Linked DNA regions of Homo sapiens: region 2 is linked to region 1. A link is an interaction called in ENCODE POLR2A ChIA-PET data of the cell type or tissue named here. Cell type or tissue: B cell. All regions are shown on one strand. Each heading gives the region's core, and the rest is flanking DNA. Links, peaks and the distances in the headings are about the cores only. Region 1 overlaps LOC107986166 (a long non-coding RNA gene). Region 2 has its middle 30 kb from the start of TPRG1-AS1.

The links. Peaks named below come from ENCODE experiments on the same cell type or tissue, not always from the same donor. Only the 100,000 strongest peaks of a DNase experiment are listed, where the experiment ranks them.
Region 2: POLR2A ChIA-PET joins it to region 1 with 7 read pairs; 1 of 35 experiments calls an interaction of 5 or more read pairs at or near these places.

The regions. Positions count from the first base shown.
Region 1 is chr3:188,001,886-188,010,935 of GRCh38, forward strand. LOC107986166 (a long non-coding RNA gene) reads right to left here. Exons shown (of 5, transcript XR_001741061.2): 3 at 2,016-2,103; 4 at 530-694. Among named protein-coding and RNA genes, the nearest start is that of LINC01991, 30 kb to the left of the region's middle. In B cell, for the core only: no CTCF peak of the experiment used is centred there; a DNase peak (open chromatin) is centred at 4,966.
Region 2 is chr3:188,913,391-188,922,440 of GRCh38, forward strand. No RefSeq gene overlaps it. Among named protein-coding and RNA genes, the nearest start is that of TPRG1-AS1, 30 kb to the right of the region's middle. RefSeq lists a silencer at 1,090-1,384. In B cell, for the core only: no CTCF peak of the experiment used is centred there; a DNase peak (open chromatin) is centred at 3,871; H3K4me3 peaks cover 382 bases; H3K27ac peaks cover 666 bases.

The sequences.
Region 1 (9,050 bases), core at 2,598-7,597:
GTAGTAAAGGGCTCACTCATGTAATGGCACAGATTTTGGCTACTGCACTCCAGAATGAAAAGGGAGATTTGTCCTTCATAGACAGGGCATCTACAACCACAACATCCCACTTCAATCTGGTTTTTCTTTGAATAATAAATTCCCCACCTTGTGTCACTGTAATTCTATCTTTCAACTCTCAATGCTCACACAGAATACTGACAGTTAAGAGACACCATTAAACTCTGCTACTCAGGAAAGGAACTTCAGGAACATAAGCTATCTACAGATAGCAAATACCAGCAAAGTTTAATCTGATTTATCAGCCACTTATTATTACTCCATTTCCCTTTTGCACCAGTGTCACATTCCCTGGAGACCTTTCAGGCTCTTCTTAGTCCTGGGCCTTCTTGACCCTCTACCTGAAAGGTGGTTTTCCTCTAGTTTTCTTTAATATAATTCCCAGGCTTCCTTCACTCCTTCTTCATCTCATCCTGAGGCTTTCGGTTCTGCACGCTTTGTCACATCCCTCTTCCATTACCTAACTCACCTGGATCCTCGTCCAACCTTCATGCCTTACACTGTGCACGGCTATACCATAGTCTCAACTCTGCTTTGGAATGATGTTGGGTCATAAGCAGTTTATTCAGCATAGTTTTCCATTTTCAAACTCGTTTCCGTAGGCTGTATTACAGCTCTGTAGGACTGTAGACCCCTATTGATATAAAACATAGATATCCATAGTTATCCTATATAGGGTATTTCCTCAGAAGTCCCAACTGCATCCACAAGGACTTGGTCACTGATACCTTGCGTGGTTGACACTGCAAGAGTTCTCAACTTAATTCTCTGCTCCACTCCAGGATTGAGGGCTTTTATTGTCTTCAGTGAGAGGACATTTAGCAGTCAGGTGACCCAGCATCAAGTTTGTCCCTTTCTGACCTTGCACCCTGGGTCCAGTGACTCATCTTATCTCTGATTTCATAATCCACCCAGGGTCCTCATTCCTACAAAACTGTTGGAATTAAAGTCTACCACCAACAGCTCCATAGCCTGCCTGTCTAGGAACAGGACTTATTCCCAGCCTCCCCCTAGCTTGATGGTAGAGTGGAAACAAACAGCAGGTTTGCACTCTTACCTAACCACTTCTTACATGACTAGTTGCTTTATCTCTCTAGGCCTCAATTTCCTCATTTGTTAAATAGGAATAAAATTACCCTTGCAGAGATACTGTGAGAATACATCACAAAGCAGACTGAATTCTTGACACATAGCATTGCTCAGTGAATAGTAGCTGTCTTTCTTAGGATGACCATTTATTATGGCTGGCTTGATGCTGGCTGCCGCTCAGCCTGTCCACCTCTTGCTTATCTTCGTGTGCTGCTGACACTCCCACATTCACCATCACACCTACCTAACCTCCTCATCTGAGTTCCAACTCCTCCTCTCCTCCAAGTGTGTTCTCGTTGTGTCTGTTCTGACTGCTGGCTAGCGGTGTACGGGAGCCAACAGGTACCAGCTCACAAGAGCTGACCCTGGCATCTCTTCCTAGCTCCACATTCAGTGAGCATCGTATTGGTAGCTTGAAATCAGGCACAGTGGGAGTATTTACACAGCAGAAATCAGCAAATACTACAAACAGGGCTTCCCCTTCACCCCACAGAGCCATTTGTTAAACATTTACAGGCACATAAGTGCAGACTCTTCATTTCTTCTGTACCTTCTCTGGGCCTTATTATCTGACCTGAACACTCAAATATAGCCCTTTTAAAGGAAGATCTTAGGGCTTTTTTTTGTACACTGACTGGCACTGCATTTCAGTGAGAATGCAGCTAAATCCATGCCGAAGTTTACAGAGTAACTCAGCTTAGGGATGGAAATATTTCACCAGGAAACAAACAAAAAAAATCTAACGAATATACATTAACCTCAGGATTAACCCTAGCACTAATGAGATCAGCTCAGTACAACCCAACTGTTTTTTTCCTGCCGGGCTCCCTCCTGGTGAGACAGGCTCCAGGGGCCAAGGCCTTTACCTGAATGCTGATGGAAATCTTCCAGGCCCTGAATGACATGTTCTCTGGGCCACTCCTTGAATGCCTCTAGCTTGGAAGCATTACTGTCCTGTAACAAAGAGGGTATAGAAGAAGATGAATCCTTTGTAGGTGAAAAGGGAGGCCTTGCCTTTCCTGCTTTGTTGTGAAGGCTCTGAGCCACATGAGTTTGCTAAGCTATAGACATGTTGAGGGCTCAAGTTCTGTTCCAATTTGTGTCCCCTAGAGGCCTGAACAAGTATCCTGTCCCTTTATGGTGTTTAATTAAGGTTTATTGTACTGAAGACCACATTTGGGATGAGTAATGGTTACTTAGTGCTAGGACGCACTTACCTATCTAATCTCCTTGAAGAAATACTTTATTAAGGAAATAAATAGATGTGTATGCCTGTGCCAGGTGCGGTGGGAGGAAGGATACTTTTCCCTAGGAGGAAATGTGTCCTTACGGATTTTAGAGAGCAAACTGTCATCTACTATCCTATCTGACTGTAGTGAATGTCATAAATCTCCTTTTAGCAGTATTTTATTCCTTCCTGTACATGAAAGGACTCCCCACCAGCCCAATTCAGGGGCACATTCCATCCTTCTGCCCTGTACTCCTAAAATCCTCTTTTTCCCCCACAAAGTTTAAAATTCTACCCATTTTTCTCTCTTCATAATTGCAGGCTGCCTACAGAATGCAAAACACTTCTCACCACCCCATGTCCTCGCAAGTACCCACCCTTCAACTTGCTGCCCCTAAAACTGGCACCTAGGGCAAGTTTTATTTTGATACATTTTATGATCATCTGCACAGGGATACCAACAGAAAGTGATGAGTGTAGGGAAGGGACAAAAGTTCCAGGAATGTCCCCAGTGCTCTCCTTACCCGGGTCTCTGGCCCACACTAAAATGGGAAATGCAACCCCTAGTTCTAAGAACTCCTCTTTGTATCCTCTCTCGCCTTCAGGGCAATGTCTCTGATGTTGGCAGGTACCACTAGCTATCCCTAATAAGAACAGCAGATATGAAGCTGTCAGGACCTTAACGAGGCACTTCGCAGGTTACAAATCATTCTCTCATCCTTTACTTTGGTGAACCTCAGAACCACCCTGTGACCTAGGCATTGAGGTGACCACCACCATCCTTCAGATGAGCTCATGGGACAGAGCTGTCAGAATGCCTGGTGGATGCCTGGGTGCGACACCTGCCAAGGCATACAGTGATTACGCGCTGCTTCTGCATAACCTGCAGAAAGACTCTGATTCAGGCCATCTTTTTTGGGCCGATCACGAGGTCAGGAGATTGAGAACAGCCTGGCTAACACGGTGAAACCCCTTCTCTACTAAAAATACAAAAAATTAGCCGGGCATGGTGGCGGGCACCTGTAGTCCCAGCTACTGGGGAGGCTGAGGCAGAAGAATGGCGTGAACCCAAGAGGCGGAGCTTGCAATGAGCTGAGATTGCGCCACTGCACTCCAGCCTGGGCGACAGAGCGAGACTCTGTCTCAAAAAAAAAAAAAAAAAAAAAAAAAGAATCTCAAATTGTGTCTTAACTCACTTTTATGAAGAAAAGTCACACACATTTTCTATCCACCACCCTGTCCCACTGGCAACAGCTTTGGTGCTTGCCTGATGACCGGATCTGTGTTCCCATGGCTACAGAGTAAAGTCAGGGCACCTCAGGCTGGACATCCAAATGACCCCTTGCCGTACTTCTAAGATCCAGGTTTGAGATAGGTCTGGATCAAGATGAAAAATTGCCATTATCCCAGGACTGGCTTTTTATGTCTTGCTTTATCTTGCCATACTTTTTATGTCTTTTTCCCAAGTCATCAAATGTACAAGTGCTTCAAGCCACAGAACTTCAGACTCCCTTAATTTATATTCTTACCTTTCCAGTAAGAATTAACTCTGAGTATTTAGGTTCTTCAGATACAAAATGCCTACTCTCTACTCCATGTAGTAAGAAAACAAAATTTATTTTTGAATATTTACCAGTTTAAACTTCTCACTAACTCATACTGGCCATTATAATTGTATAGGATTTTTCTCCACAGAAGTCAGGAATCTCCTTCAGCATGTTGATGTCAGATGATAGAATGGAGAGGACCAGTGGACTACTCAGTGCCAAGCTTAAGAGGTCATCTCATTAATCAATTGAATGGAAGTTTAATTTATTCATTCAACACACACTTACTAATAACTTGAGCCCCTGTAGTACTTGAGATCTGCTAACATATACATGTTATAAGTATGTTATCCATGCTTTCTAATTAGATTGTGAGGCCCTTCAAAAGAATCTGATCTCAATTTGCCACCACCTGTCTTATAACATCGGGCAACTCACTTCACTTCTCTGGGCCTCAGTTTCCTTATTGTGGGGGGTGGCTAAAAGGAGCGCCCTAAATCCACAGAGTCACCTTCTTCCCACTCAATTCAGCAATTATGGGTTATGCACAGAACATGAGAGCTGCTGAGGAAGCTCAAAGAAGGAAAGAACAAGTGCTGTTCAAGAAGAATCAGAATTGTTGAAGCTGGGCGAGGGTACATGGAAGTTCATCAGATAATTCTGTCTATTTATGTGTATATTTGAAAATCCCCTACAAAAAAAAAAAGCAAGAAAGGAAGAAAGGAAAAAATACAAGGAAATCTAGCAGGCTTCACATAGCGAGAAGCAATTTAGCAGAGTTGAAGCATGGGTAGGATTTCAATGAGCCGACACTTGGTCAGGGGCCATTCCAGGCAGGGAACACCATGAGCCAGGGCATAGAGACTGGAAAATACAAGGTGTTCACAAAGAACTGGGAGTAGCCATGTATGACAGCAGCATGGGGAGCCAGAGGGAGCAGCTGGAGATGGGCTGGAAAGGTATCGTGAGATCAGAGCTGAAGAGCCTCCAGAGGCCCTAGAGGAGTCTCAGCTTAGTTCAGTTCACCAGGGAAAGTGACCTCATTGGTCGCGCTTGAGTTGGCCTTACTGCTTCACAGCCCGCCTGGGTGCAGGCCCAGAAGCAGGGCCATGTGGCAGAAACTGGCAGAGGAGGATGCTGGCAGCACCACCGGGCTTGTTTCTCCACCAGGAAACAAGGTTTCCTATAACTCAGACCCATGAATCAGCATTTCCTCTGTCAATAATACGCAGCCAGAAATGCAACAGCACAGAGCTCGGGGAATGGAAGAAAGGAAGGAATATTCCATGACATCGCCAGGCTCTGCTGCTCTGCTCTCCTTTCCCCTCAAGAAGCACTGCTGATAAGCTCCCGAATGACACTCAGGTTTCATAGGATAAGTTTCTCAGAGAACCGCACGGTACCTCATGACAATTAAGTCCCACAGAGTAGTCGGCGCTCTTGTCATACTGTGTGTCGCTATCACCACGAGGATAAGTAAGAGCACTTTCTGAATTCCTTCATTACATGATAACTAACCATTAATACCACCGTTCTATCATGGCAGAGATTTGAGGATACGTGTGATTTACCTTTGCATTTTTACACTTCCACATTCAATATGTTATTTGATTCTCATGATAATCCCGTGAGGTACACAGAGAGTATCATACTCATTTCACAAGTGTAGATACCGAGGCAGGGAAATTAAATGCTTCTTCCCTGTTGAATCTGTTTTGAAGATTCCGGAACTGACCCCAACTCTTTAAATTTCAGTCCAGTATTCTTTTCAAAGTCATATACTTTTAAGAAATGTTTAAATATTACTATTAAATATATTTAATAATATTACATTAATTGACAGAATATTTAATATACTTAATTTACACTATTAGAGATGTATCGTATGTAAACTATATCTTGTCTAGCACCAGTAAGAATTTTATCCATTCCCTTATTCCATTCATTTATTTATCAGGTATTTCCCGACTGCTTACTATACGCCAGGGTCTGTTATAGACACATTTGGTAGTGAACAAAACAGACAAAAAGCCCCGCCCCTGTAGCGGTCACACTCTAATTGAAGAACTCAGACAATGAGTAAGATAAAAGAGTAAAATTCAGAGTATGTCAGAGAGTTACACGTGCTTTGGAGAATAAAGCAGACCAAGAAGAGGGTAAGGAGCGTTGAAGGGGTGATGCAATTTCACATAGGATGCTCAGGGACTACCTCACTGAAAACATGACATTTAAGGCAAGACCTGGAACGGGAACTAGCCAGCCATGTGGCAATTTGCAGGGTGGTGCGTGGGGCAGGCAGTCAGCAAATGAAACAGCAAATGCAAGGCCCTGAGGTGGTTCCTCCTAGCATGTCCAAGGAACAGTAAGCAGTCAAGTGTGGCTGGACTGGAGGGAGAGACAGGGAGAGGCTAAAGATGCAGGGAGTGGAGACTGGGGATTAGAGCACGTAGCCCACTGTAAAGACCCGGGGTTGACTTAGAGAATTTTCTGTCATTTACTAAAAACCAATACAAGCACTAAAAGACAAAGCTAAAATAAAAACAAGACAAGGCCAAAATGCAAACAACCAAATCATGTAAGGGGAGGTTAAGATGGTGAGGAAGACAGGATAAAAACGTAAGGGGTATATGGAAAGAAAGGAAGAAAGAAATGAAGTGGTTATATTCTGTTCATTTGCTCTTTGTCTCTCTGTATCTTTATTTTTTTCTTTTATTTTTTGAGACAGAGTCTCGGTCTGCCACTTGGGCTGGAGTGCAGACACATGATCTCAGCTCACTGTAGCCTCAACCTTTTGGACTCAAGCGATCCTGCCACCCCAGCCTCCCAAGTAGCAGGGCCTACAGGCACATGCCACCACACCTGGCTTAATTCTTTTTTTTTTTTTTTTAATTTTTAGTAGAGACAGGGTTTCACTATATTGCTCAAGCTGGTTTCAAACTCCTGAGCTCAAGTGATTCACCCGCCTCAGCCTCCCAAAGGGCTGGGATTACAGGCATAAGCCAAGGCACATAGTCTGTCTCTCTCTCTCCACCACACTTCCCTTGCTTGCTCTTTCTTGTTCTCATGCTTTCTCTCTCAGTTTTGGAAATTCCAGATCCAGGATACAAGCCCTCAAGCCAGCTGCCATGGGTGCTTCTCCAGGAGCCATGCAGGGCAGGAGCAGGCAGAGGAGCACCTCATCACCACAAGCTTGGGCCCACACCCTAGACCTCAGTCAGGCTCCTGTCTAGCTGGGCCACAAGAACTCATCAAGTCTTCTCTTGCCTGGGCTACAGGAGGAAACAGAACAAAACCCTCCTGATGCCCCAGCCCCCAGGCCTTCCCAGGGACAGCCACCTTCCAAGCACAGTCCGCTTCCAAGCAACAGGGAGAGAAGCCCCAGGAGAAGGAGGGAGAAGGGTGAACATTCAAGCTGTTAGCTCAGCCCTGTGAAAACTCACCCCCCAAATCAGGAGTCCATAATACTCTTGCCTTTGACAGCCCTGACTCATCTTTGAAGGGGAGTGTGGCTGTGGCAAGGACATGGGTGTGAAGGAGGGAAAAGCATGATCTTGCCTTCCCTCTGGAAGCCAGTGTTCCCCTACTTTTTCTTCTTCTTTTTATTCTATGGGCTCAATGGGCAAGCTCATATTCATTCAGTACATCCCCACTACCCTTCCACCACCACCTCCTCACTATCTTGGAGAATTTTAGAAAATTTCTTTATGTAACGTCTCCAAACTTTGATACTAGGACCAGTGAGAGGGCAGTTTAGCCCCTCAAAGCCTTCTATCAATGGCTCTTTGATTTGCCTCCAAAAGTTACTAATAGATCAGAACAGGACAGTGCTCCAAGGCAACAAGGGACGCAAGGTGGAGAAGTCCCTCGCCATCCTTTGTACCAAGTAACTGAGCAAACAAGAATTGCCCTTATCCAGAGGCATACACACAATCTCAGTCAACCCAAGATACCATGATTATGGTGGGGGAGTAAGGACCACTAAAGTAGCTCTTCAAATTATTTCTCTCATTTGTGTTTTTCTCCAACACCACCCTCCTCTGAAGCTCCACCACTCCTGGAATCACCATCCTAGTTTGATCTCCTCTGAACTTTTATTAATTAAACTTTTTATTTTGAGGTAATTGTAGATTCATATGTACTTGTAAGAAATAATACAGAGAAATCCTTTGTACATTTACTCAGTTTCTCCCTATGTTAACATCTTGCAAATCTATAGTGTAATATTATAATCAATATGTTGATGTTCATATAGTCAAGATACTGAATCTTTCCATCCCCTAAGGATCCTTTACATTGTCTTTTTACAGGCCCACCTACTTCTCTTCTGCCCCAACCCTTTCCTTAACTGTGGCAACCACTATTCTGTTCTGTTTGTATAATGTTGTCAATTCAAGAATGTAATATAAGTGGAATCATACCATATGTAACCCTTTGAAATTGGCTGTGTCAAAACCGGATAATTCCTATCAGAAGATTCATCCAGGGTGTGTGTGTATCAATAGTTGGTACCTTCTCATTGTTGAGTAGTATTCGATGAATAAATGTGCCACTGTATTGGGGGAACCCACTCCTGACATTTCAACGTAGGTTCTTTCTATTTTCCGTAAGTGTCAGCCAGTCTGAGAAATAAAGAGAAAGAGTACAAAGAGAGGAATTTTACAGCTGGGCCACGGGGGGTGACATCACATATCGGTAGGACCTTGATGCCCACCTGAGCCACAAAACCAGCAAGTTTTATTAAGGATTTCAAAACGGGAGGGGGTGTACAAACAGGGAGTAGCTCACAAAGATCACATGCTTCAAAGGGCAAAAAGGAGAGCAAAGATCACAAGGCAAAGGACAAAAGCAAAGATCACAAGGCAAAGGGCAAAAGCAGAATTACTGATAAGGGTCTATGGTCAGCGGTGCACGTATTGTCTTGATAAACATCTTAACAACAGAAAACAGGGTTCGAGAACAGAGAACCGGTCTGACTTCAAATTTACTGGGATGGGGTTTTCCCCACCCTAGTAAGCCTGAGGGTACTGCAGGAGACCAGGGCATATCTCAGTCCTTATCTCAGCTGCGTAGGACAGACATTCCCAGAGCGGCCGTTTATAGATCTCCACCCCATCAGGAACACAATT
Region 2 (9,050 bases), core at 1,314-6,313, 910 kb after region 1:
AAGCAGGAGCTGAATATTGAGTACACATGGACATAAAGATGGGAACAATAGGCACTGTGGACTACTAAACAGGTAGGGAGGGAGAGGGGCATGGGCTGAAAAACCTATTGGGTATTATGCTGATGACCTGGGCGATGGGATCATCTGTAAGCCAAACCCCACCATCACAAAATATATCCATGTAACAAACCTGCACATATACCCTCTGAATCCAAAATAAAATTGGAAAAAAAGAACTTTTTTATCTGAACTGTAAAATTTTCATACTTTTTTACATTAATATTTTCATACATGTACATATTTTCACATTAATTTATATTTATATACATCTCTAATATAGATATATTATATAATATTTAATATATTATCATATATAGCGTACATTTTTATGGTGGTTTTGGCTTGATAACTGTTTTGAGTGATATGTGGGAGATAGAAGGGAAGATAGAAATCTTACTAAATATGTCAAGGTAATATCTCTCATATACTGGGAAGGTTTATATGCCAGTTCATTCCTCCAATGTGTCCAGAGAAATCCCTGGATATATGTAGAAAGATTTCTAGGCTGGACATGGTGGTTCATGCCTGTAATCCTAGCACTTTGGGAGGCTGAGGCAGGAGGGTCACTTGAGGTCAAGAGTTCAAGACAAGCCTGGGCAACACAGCGTGACCCCATCTCTACAAAAAATAAGAATATTAGCTGGGTGTGGTGGCATGTATCTGTAGCCTCAGCTACTTGGGAGGCTGAGGCAGGAGGATTGCTTGGGCACAGGAGTTTGAGGCTGCAGTAAGCCATGGTCCCTCCACTGCACTATAGCCTGGGTGACAGAGTGACAGCCTTTCTCAAAACAAACAAAAAAATATTTCTAACATCTTTCTTTCTGTTTACTACATAACACCTAAATTAATTATCAAACAAGAACTAATTGGGCACAGCCACATTCTTAGCTTCTCCAAGCCTCAGTTTCTTCTCCTGCAAAATGAAGATAGTTGTAAAGATTAAACTAAACTGTGTACGTAAAAAGTTCTTTGGAAACTATAGAACAATGCAAATGCAAGGCATTGTGACCACAGTTAGAGAACAGGCTAGGATATTTGTTGATTGTCGTTGGTATTATGGAAATTTGCTGCTTTCTTTCCTATGAGAAGGGTTCTTCCCTTGTCCTGTTCTTATCAGTCTGACTAAGTCACCATTTCAAAGCTGACAATTAAAGCTCAATTTCCTTGCACTTTGTCCTAAAGCAGATGTCCTAGAGCTGGGGACCATAATCATGAAGCGTGTGATGCATTCTCAGAGTTGGAGAGCAGTGTTTCCAGAGAGTCTGAAGATTAGGCATTTCCTCTCATTTTTCATTTTTGTCAGCTTCTTCATGTTTTCCTTGCTAAGTAAGAAAAGGCCTCGGTTTCAGTCTGTCATTGTATGACCCTAAATGAGTCACTTCTGTATTGGGTTGTCTTAGGTTCCTCAACTGCAAGTGTCTAGTCTTCCACTCACATGCAGCAGAGCAGCTCCACATTTACTTATGTTACTCAGAGGGTTACTTCACATAAGACTTTATAAAATAAGTTCCATTGTTAATTTCTCTAAACCAGTTGGACTACATCTTTTCATGTAAAACCTAGATGATCTCTGATACTCTTGGTTTTTACATGTAGATTCCACGATCCCTTCCTGGGAAAGTCATGTAACCAACTATAACATAGGAGCATTAAACATTTTTAGGTAATAGAATTAGGAAATAATGGCTGTGTAAGTATCCATGTGAATTCCTGTCAATAGTTCTCATATCATGTGCTTAGAATGATTTCAATCTGACTGAATCTTGCCAAGAAACTCATAGCTCTGCTTTCCCTGCAAATATGAAGATGTGTCAACCTCAAAGAGTTGGTTAAACTTTCTGTTTCACTCATACAAGTCTGGCATCAAATTCATTTAGCTTTGTGGTGCTTACCCATTACCCATTTGGCAGATTTCACTAGCCATGTGACAAAGGCATAGTCCAGCTCAGAGCATGCAGAATTTGGAATAATAAATAGTGACCCTCCTATTGGGGCTCACACCCAAGAAACGTCTTATCTTCTGGGGGAAAACCAAGATTAAGACATTGGTGGCCAGGCACAGTGGCTCATGCCTGTAATTCTAACACTTTGTTGTGTTGTTTCTTGTTTTTCTTTTTTTAACTTTAAGTTCAGAGGTACAAGTACAGGTTTGTTACACAGGTAAATTTGTGTCATGGAGGTTTGTTGTATAGATTATTTCATCAACCAGGTATTAAGCCTAGTACCCATTAGTTATTTTTCCTGATACTCTTCCTCTTCCCACCCTCCACCCTTCAAAAGTTCCCAATGTGTGTTATTATGTCCCTCTATGTGTCCATGTGTTCTCATCATTTAGTTCCCACTTATAAGTGAGAACATGTGGTATTTGGTTTTCTGTTCCTGTGTTAGTTTGCTAAAGATAATGGCCTCCAGCTCCTTCCATGTCCCTGCAAAGGACATAATTTTGTTCTTTTCATGGCTGCATAATATTCCATGAAGTATATGTACCAGGTTTTCTTTATCCAGTCTATCATTGATGGGCATTTAGGTTGATTCCATGTCCTTGCTATTGTTAACAGTGCTGCAATGAATATATGCATGCATGTGTCCTTATAATAAAATAATTTATATTCCTTTGGGTATATACCCAGTGATGGGATTGCTGGGTCAAATGGTATTTCTGTCTTTAGGTATTTGAGGAATAGCTATATTGCCTTCCACAATGGCTAAACTAATTTACACTCCCACCAGCAGTGTATAAGTGTTCCTTTTTCTCCACAACCTTGCTGACATCTGTTTTTTTCACTTTTTAATAATAGCCATTCTGACTGGTGTGAGATGGTATCTCACTATGATTTGGATTTGCATTTCTCTGATGATCAGTGATATTGAGCTTTTCTTTAAATTACTGCTGGCCACATGTATGTCTTCTTTTGAAAAGTGTCTGTTTGTGTTCTTTGTCAACTTTCTTATGCAGTTGTTTAATCTTAACATTTTGAAAGGCTGAGATGGAAGGGTCACTTGAGCCTAGGAGTTTGAGACCAGCTGGCCAACACAGTGAGACCTCATCTCTACAGAACAAAATTAAAAAATTAGCCAGATGTGGTGGTGCACACCTGTAGTCCAAGCTACTAGAGAGGCTGAGGCAGGAAGATCACTTGAGCCTGGGGAGCAGGCAGTGGGGGGACGTTGCGGGGGATCGAGGCTGTAGTGAGCTGTGATCGTACCTCTGCACTACAGCCTGGGCAACAGAGCAAGACCTTGTCTCAAAACAAAACAAAAACGAAAAGCAAACAAGCAACACTGGCAAAGCCAGTACCCCATTGCAAATAATCATAGGGATCTTTCAAATTTTATTTTGCATGAAAAGATGCAGGGGTCCATGAGGCCCCATCTTTGTCTTCAATCTAAACTTCGCCGGGAATCTTTCTAACAATCTCCCAGAACACATGGCCTAGGGAGAGATTGCAATGCTATTTCTGTTAATGCAATATATAGCAGTAATGCTGAAGGAGGAAGGTCAGGATTTTAAAAGTTAGTACATCTGGGCTCACTCTCCTTGGGCAGAGACAAGCCTTTGCAAAAGGACTAGTAACTGTTGGTCTTTCACTCATGCCACAAAAGGGAAGTGACCACACTCAGAATTGTGGAATTTCAGCTTTGGAAATGACTGAAGAGTTGAAACTGTTCAACTTTTACTGATAGTTGAAATCCCCTCTAAAGCATCTCCTCCAAATAGGTGCTGAGCCATTGCTTGATTATCTCCAGTGACAGGAAACTTACATCCTGTTGAGCTCTACAATTGAACAGCTCTGTATTTTTTTTTTGGCTGAGCTATAATTGACTTGTGATTTCCACCCACTAATTCTAGTTACATCCTCTGACACCACACAGAAGTCAGTTCAACAAATCTGCCCACTTCCCCCATGACAACTCTTCTTTGATTTGAACAATGTGAACATTTCCTCTTAGAGAAGAAACTGAATCTTTCATTTACTCCCTACAGTATGCTAGACAGTTTAAACCGTTACCTCCCATCATCCTATTAGTATCCTATGGGTTTGGAATTACTCAATGTTCATTAGCCAACTAAGGCTCAGACAGGTGGAATTCAGCAAGGCCACCCAGCTTAGAGGTGACAGGTCAGGAATTTAGGACCAGCCCTGGAAAGCCCAGGTACCTTCCATCATTTTCTGCTGCTTCCCAGAACAAAGGAGCCTGGAAAGCCTCCTGCACTTAATACCTTTCAGGTGCTGTGAACTTTAACCAGGACTGAAACTGAGCCAGACAATCTTTACTTGTGTCCTCAGCCCTGTGTCCTCAGTCTTCTAAATTGTCACTTTCACCTTTACATACAAATTAAATATCAAGCCTCTAGCCCTTCATACCACAAGAAATCCAATACTTTGGAGGATTTTAGGGAAAGATTACCTCTTCTTGCCAATTGACATTTCACTCTCCAAGCTCCTTCTTCAGCTTCTCACCAGTCACCATTGGCTTCCTTGTCAACTGTTCTAACAAATGTCATCTTTTCACACCTTTTTATTAGGATCATGGAATCAGCACTCCACCTCTGACCTGTTCACTCTCTCTTGCTTCAGTGACACAAAGCTGTTGTGTAGCAGTTTTTATTTAAGATTTGGTTGATGGAAGGGACACAGAATAGGAAACATCTTAAAACTGCAAATCAGCCATAGTGATGTAGTCTGTGGCCATCTAATATTCAAGAGATTCCCTTGCCTTTGGCCTCTTTCCCATAGTCTACTCTTTCTAAACAGAGTTCCTTATCTAATCTTATCACCAAAGCACTTATCCTTTCAACCTTCAAGGGGAAGTAGGAGTCTCTTCATATGCACATATTCTAGAAATCTCTGCCTAAGGAAGAGAGCACTGTGTGTTATTACGCAAAGGAATGCATCTCTTCATTGATTTAGCTCACTCTTCCAGTATGATCCTGGACCCAGCCCTTGCATAATAACCAAAATGCTGATAAATGTGTTTTTCAAACAAAGGAGCAGCTTTCTCTCGAATAATTCTACCTATTTCTCCTGGCAGAGAAAATATTTGCAGCCAGCATAAAAAAGTAAATAAATAAAAAATAAAGTAAATGGATGAAAGGAAACTTGTTCTTATTCAGAAGCTTGTAAGATTATCCATCTTCAGAAGAGAAAACTCTTAATATTGCAATCAGCAGCCCTGTCTAAAACAGAGCTTTCTGAAACATGGGACTCTCAATGAGTTCAGTCAAAAATCAATACAGGTTGAGTATTTCTTATCTGAAATGCTTGGGACCAGAAGTATCTCAGATTTTGAAATATCTTGGGGTTTTGAAATGTTTCATATAGGCAATAAGATATCATGGGGGATAGGACCTAAGTCTAAACACAAAATTCAGTTATGTTTTATATACAACTTATACACATAGCCTGAAGGTAATTTATGTGTGTGTGTGTGTGTGTGTGTGTGTGTGTATGTGTATGTATATTTAGTGTTGTACATTAAACAAAGTTTTGACTGCTTTTTGACTGAGCCCCATCACATGAGTTCAGGTGTGGAATTTCTCACTTGTGGCATTATGTCAGCTCTCAAAAAGTTTTGGATTTTCGAGCATTTCAGATTTTGGATTTTTGGATTAGGGATGTTCAACCTGGGCTAACCTTAAAACAGAAAACTAAAGAAGACATCTCGGATTAAAGCAAGTAGTCTTGACCATTCGCCTTGCCAGAGTCCTAAAATGTGAAGTTACCCCCAAAATCTGAAGGTCTATGTAGTGTCAAAAAGGTGTTACCCTTTTCTCCCCTTCTGTAAGAGTCACAGCTGTCACTCCTATAACAAAAGACAGGTTAACAAGAGAAGAAACATAACAAATTTATTTAATCAATGTTTTATGTGACATGGGAACCTTCAGAAATGAAAGCCTAAAGACCCAGGGAAAACTATTTTTATGCTTAGATTTAATGAAGATTAGACAGCCATGTAGAAATGTGATGGGACAAAAGGGTATGATCTAATGATAATAGACTCGGGGGAGAAACCCAGCACCTATTCAGATTCTTCTTGATCTGTGTGGCTGTCCTTTTCTCTTGCATAGCACACGGTACCTTATGCATGACAGTCTTTAAGGGAGAAGGGAGAAGCTCAGAGTGTGAGCTTTTTAGGTTTTACGGGTGTGTTGGGGAAGAGGAGTTTTAGTTTCTGTAACCCATCCTGGATGAGAAGAATTCTGATCTCTATGCATCACTTTGGGTGGACAAAAAAAAGGCAGCATACAAGAAGATGGGAGAAGATCAGAAAGACCTTGCTTCCAATCCCCTTCAGTTCAAAATACTCAGCACACCATAATGCCATACTTTGGGGTATTGTGTTCTGAGCCCTGACATCTAGAATTGAGCAGAAAACTTACTTGCCAAACACTGCTTCAAGGCCTGTGCAGAAGGTTCCAGTTCTGAGCTATGCTGCTGCTCTCCTAGGCAGCAATCTCTTCCTGGCAATATATTCAAGAGACAGTTAAAAAAATATCTCTTCTCCATTTACTGCTTTAGAAACAGAATCCACTGCCTAATTGAGAATCCTTTCTGCCTAATTACTCCATTCCCATTTTTTTTTTTGAGCTGCAGAGTTGCTGTGGAATTATGTAGTGTATAATTTCATCATTTAGCAATATGTAAATCAGGAGAAGAAAGGAAGACAGAGAGAGAAGCAAGAGAGGAGTGATCATCCCTTTAAATTTCTGACGAGATCGGGTGCGTTCAGGGTGGTATGGCCATAGACATCCCTTTAAATTTCTATGTGAAGAGATGGATGACATTGTTTGGATATATGTCCCCCCTGAATCTCGTGTTGAAGTGTAATCCCCAGTAAGGCCTGGTGGGAGGTGTTTGGAACATGGGGGTGGATCCCTCACAAATGGCTTTGTGCCATCCCCTTAGTGATGAGTGAGTTCACACAAGATCTGGTTGTTCAAAAGTGCATGGCACCAGCCACCCTCTCTCTCTTGCTCCCATTCTGCCATGTGAGACAACTGCTTCCCCTTTGCCTTCTGCAATGAGTAGAACTCCATGAGGCCTCCCCAGAAGCTGAGCAGATGCCAACGCGATGCTTCCTGTACAACCTGCAGAACCATGGGCTAATGAAACCTCTTTTCCTTATAAATTACCCAGCCTCAGGCATTTCTTTATAGCAATACAATAATGATGTAGTACAATGGGCAATGAGGCATGTGTAGACAAGGGAAGAGCCCAGGTCACCTAGCAAAGCTGGGTTTAAATTCCAGTTCCTCCACTTAAAAAACTACTTTTGGCTTGTTTGTTGCCAGTGTCTGTCACACATGAAATCACTTTTAATTCTCCTGGCTGTTCTGCCATATTCTACAGACGAGAAAATGATGGATATGAGCTTATCTTTTCCAGAGTTAAGGAAAACCAAATCTTTTACCTTATGTCCCCTGGAAGCTATCTCTATCTAGGGTTCTAAGGTAGGTCCACCCCTGGGAGCACCTCTCAGGTTTGCCTATGGGTGCTCTTCAGACTCTGGCTGAGTGTGTAGGGTGACAAGGACCTGGCCTGTCTCCCAGCCCACTTACTCAGGAAGAGGCATCTCATGGCGAAGGCAGACACCCTTGGGCTGTCACATTCATTCCTCAAAGGATGGTGGCTCTAATTTCCCAGACTACTGAGAGCATCTTTGCTTTGAATTTTCTCTGAGGGACCTAGGATTGTACTCTTTTTCTCTCTCTGGGAAAAGGGGCCCTTCTTATTCCTTTTACCAGACAAATTTAGGATTTCCCAATTAGGCTTAGGGCTGGTGATGCAAACCTGGCTTCACCCTTTCTAAGGCAAAAAGTCAAGTTTTGATTTTTTCCTGTTTCTTCATGAGACACTAAGGTATGCAGGAGATGGATGCAGGAGAACTGGGAAATTACTTCCTCTTCTGAGCCTTAGATTTTCTACCTCTGTAAAAATAGTAGGTAAGAACTAGGTACTCTTCCACTTTCTAACATAACATTCTATCCTTCTATGACCAGAGGCCTCAGAGCCCAGTGTTTTGACACAGTTGAACTAATCTCGTATTGACAGGGAGAAGAATTAAATGACCCAGTGAACCTACCTGCTTATGCCAGCATGGAAGACTTAGCAAGTACACACCAGAGAATTTTCCTTACAAACACTGTTTCTCATACAGGATAGAGATTTGCCCTACTCATGGCCAGGACACAGTGAAGTCTAGTGGAAAAGCACAGGGCTTGGGATTACAAGACCTGGAGTAGAGTATTGCCTTGGCCAGGTCCAAGCTGTCTGACCCTTGCAATATACCTTACCCCTCTATGCTTCAAGTTTCCTTACCTGTAAAATGAGGATAATAATACTGTCCCCCAAAGGTGGTTGTAGAATCAAGTTAGAAATTTCACTGTAAATTACAGTCTTTAACAAAAACAAGAGATGTTATTGATACTAATTTTGAAAAGGCTTGAGAAACCGTTAGGCTAGCTACATACTGAAGAGCCATTATGACAGTGATGGGGCCTTAAATTTACATTTCATTTTAGACTTTCCAAGGGCAACAGAGATATACAGAATAAAATGTTGTGTAGTTAGGAAATACATAACTTTCTTAGATATAATCTTTCTTACTCCTTAGCTTCAACAAATATTGATTGCCTAGAAGATGGCAAACACCAATTACAGGGCTACTGATATGAACCAGACAGGCAGAGTTTCTACCCACAAACTCTTTGTATTCTAGGAGGGGAAGCAGAAAGTAAGCACATAAACAAACACACAAATAATTGTATGTACTCTATTGGTGTTATAATACATCGAAAATAGGGTGATGTGGGGTTGTTTTATACCTAGGGTGGTCAGTGAAGGCCTCTCTGAGCAGGTGACATTTGAGCTGAAATTTGAATGATGAGAAAAAGGTGCCATGGAAAAATCTGGTTATAGAGCTAATCAGAAATCAACCCAGGCCTAGCATCCAGGACTCAAGACTTCCTCCTGTGTTAAATTTTAATT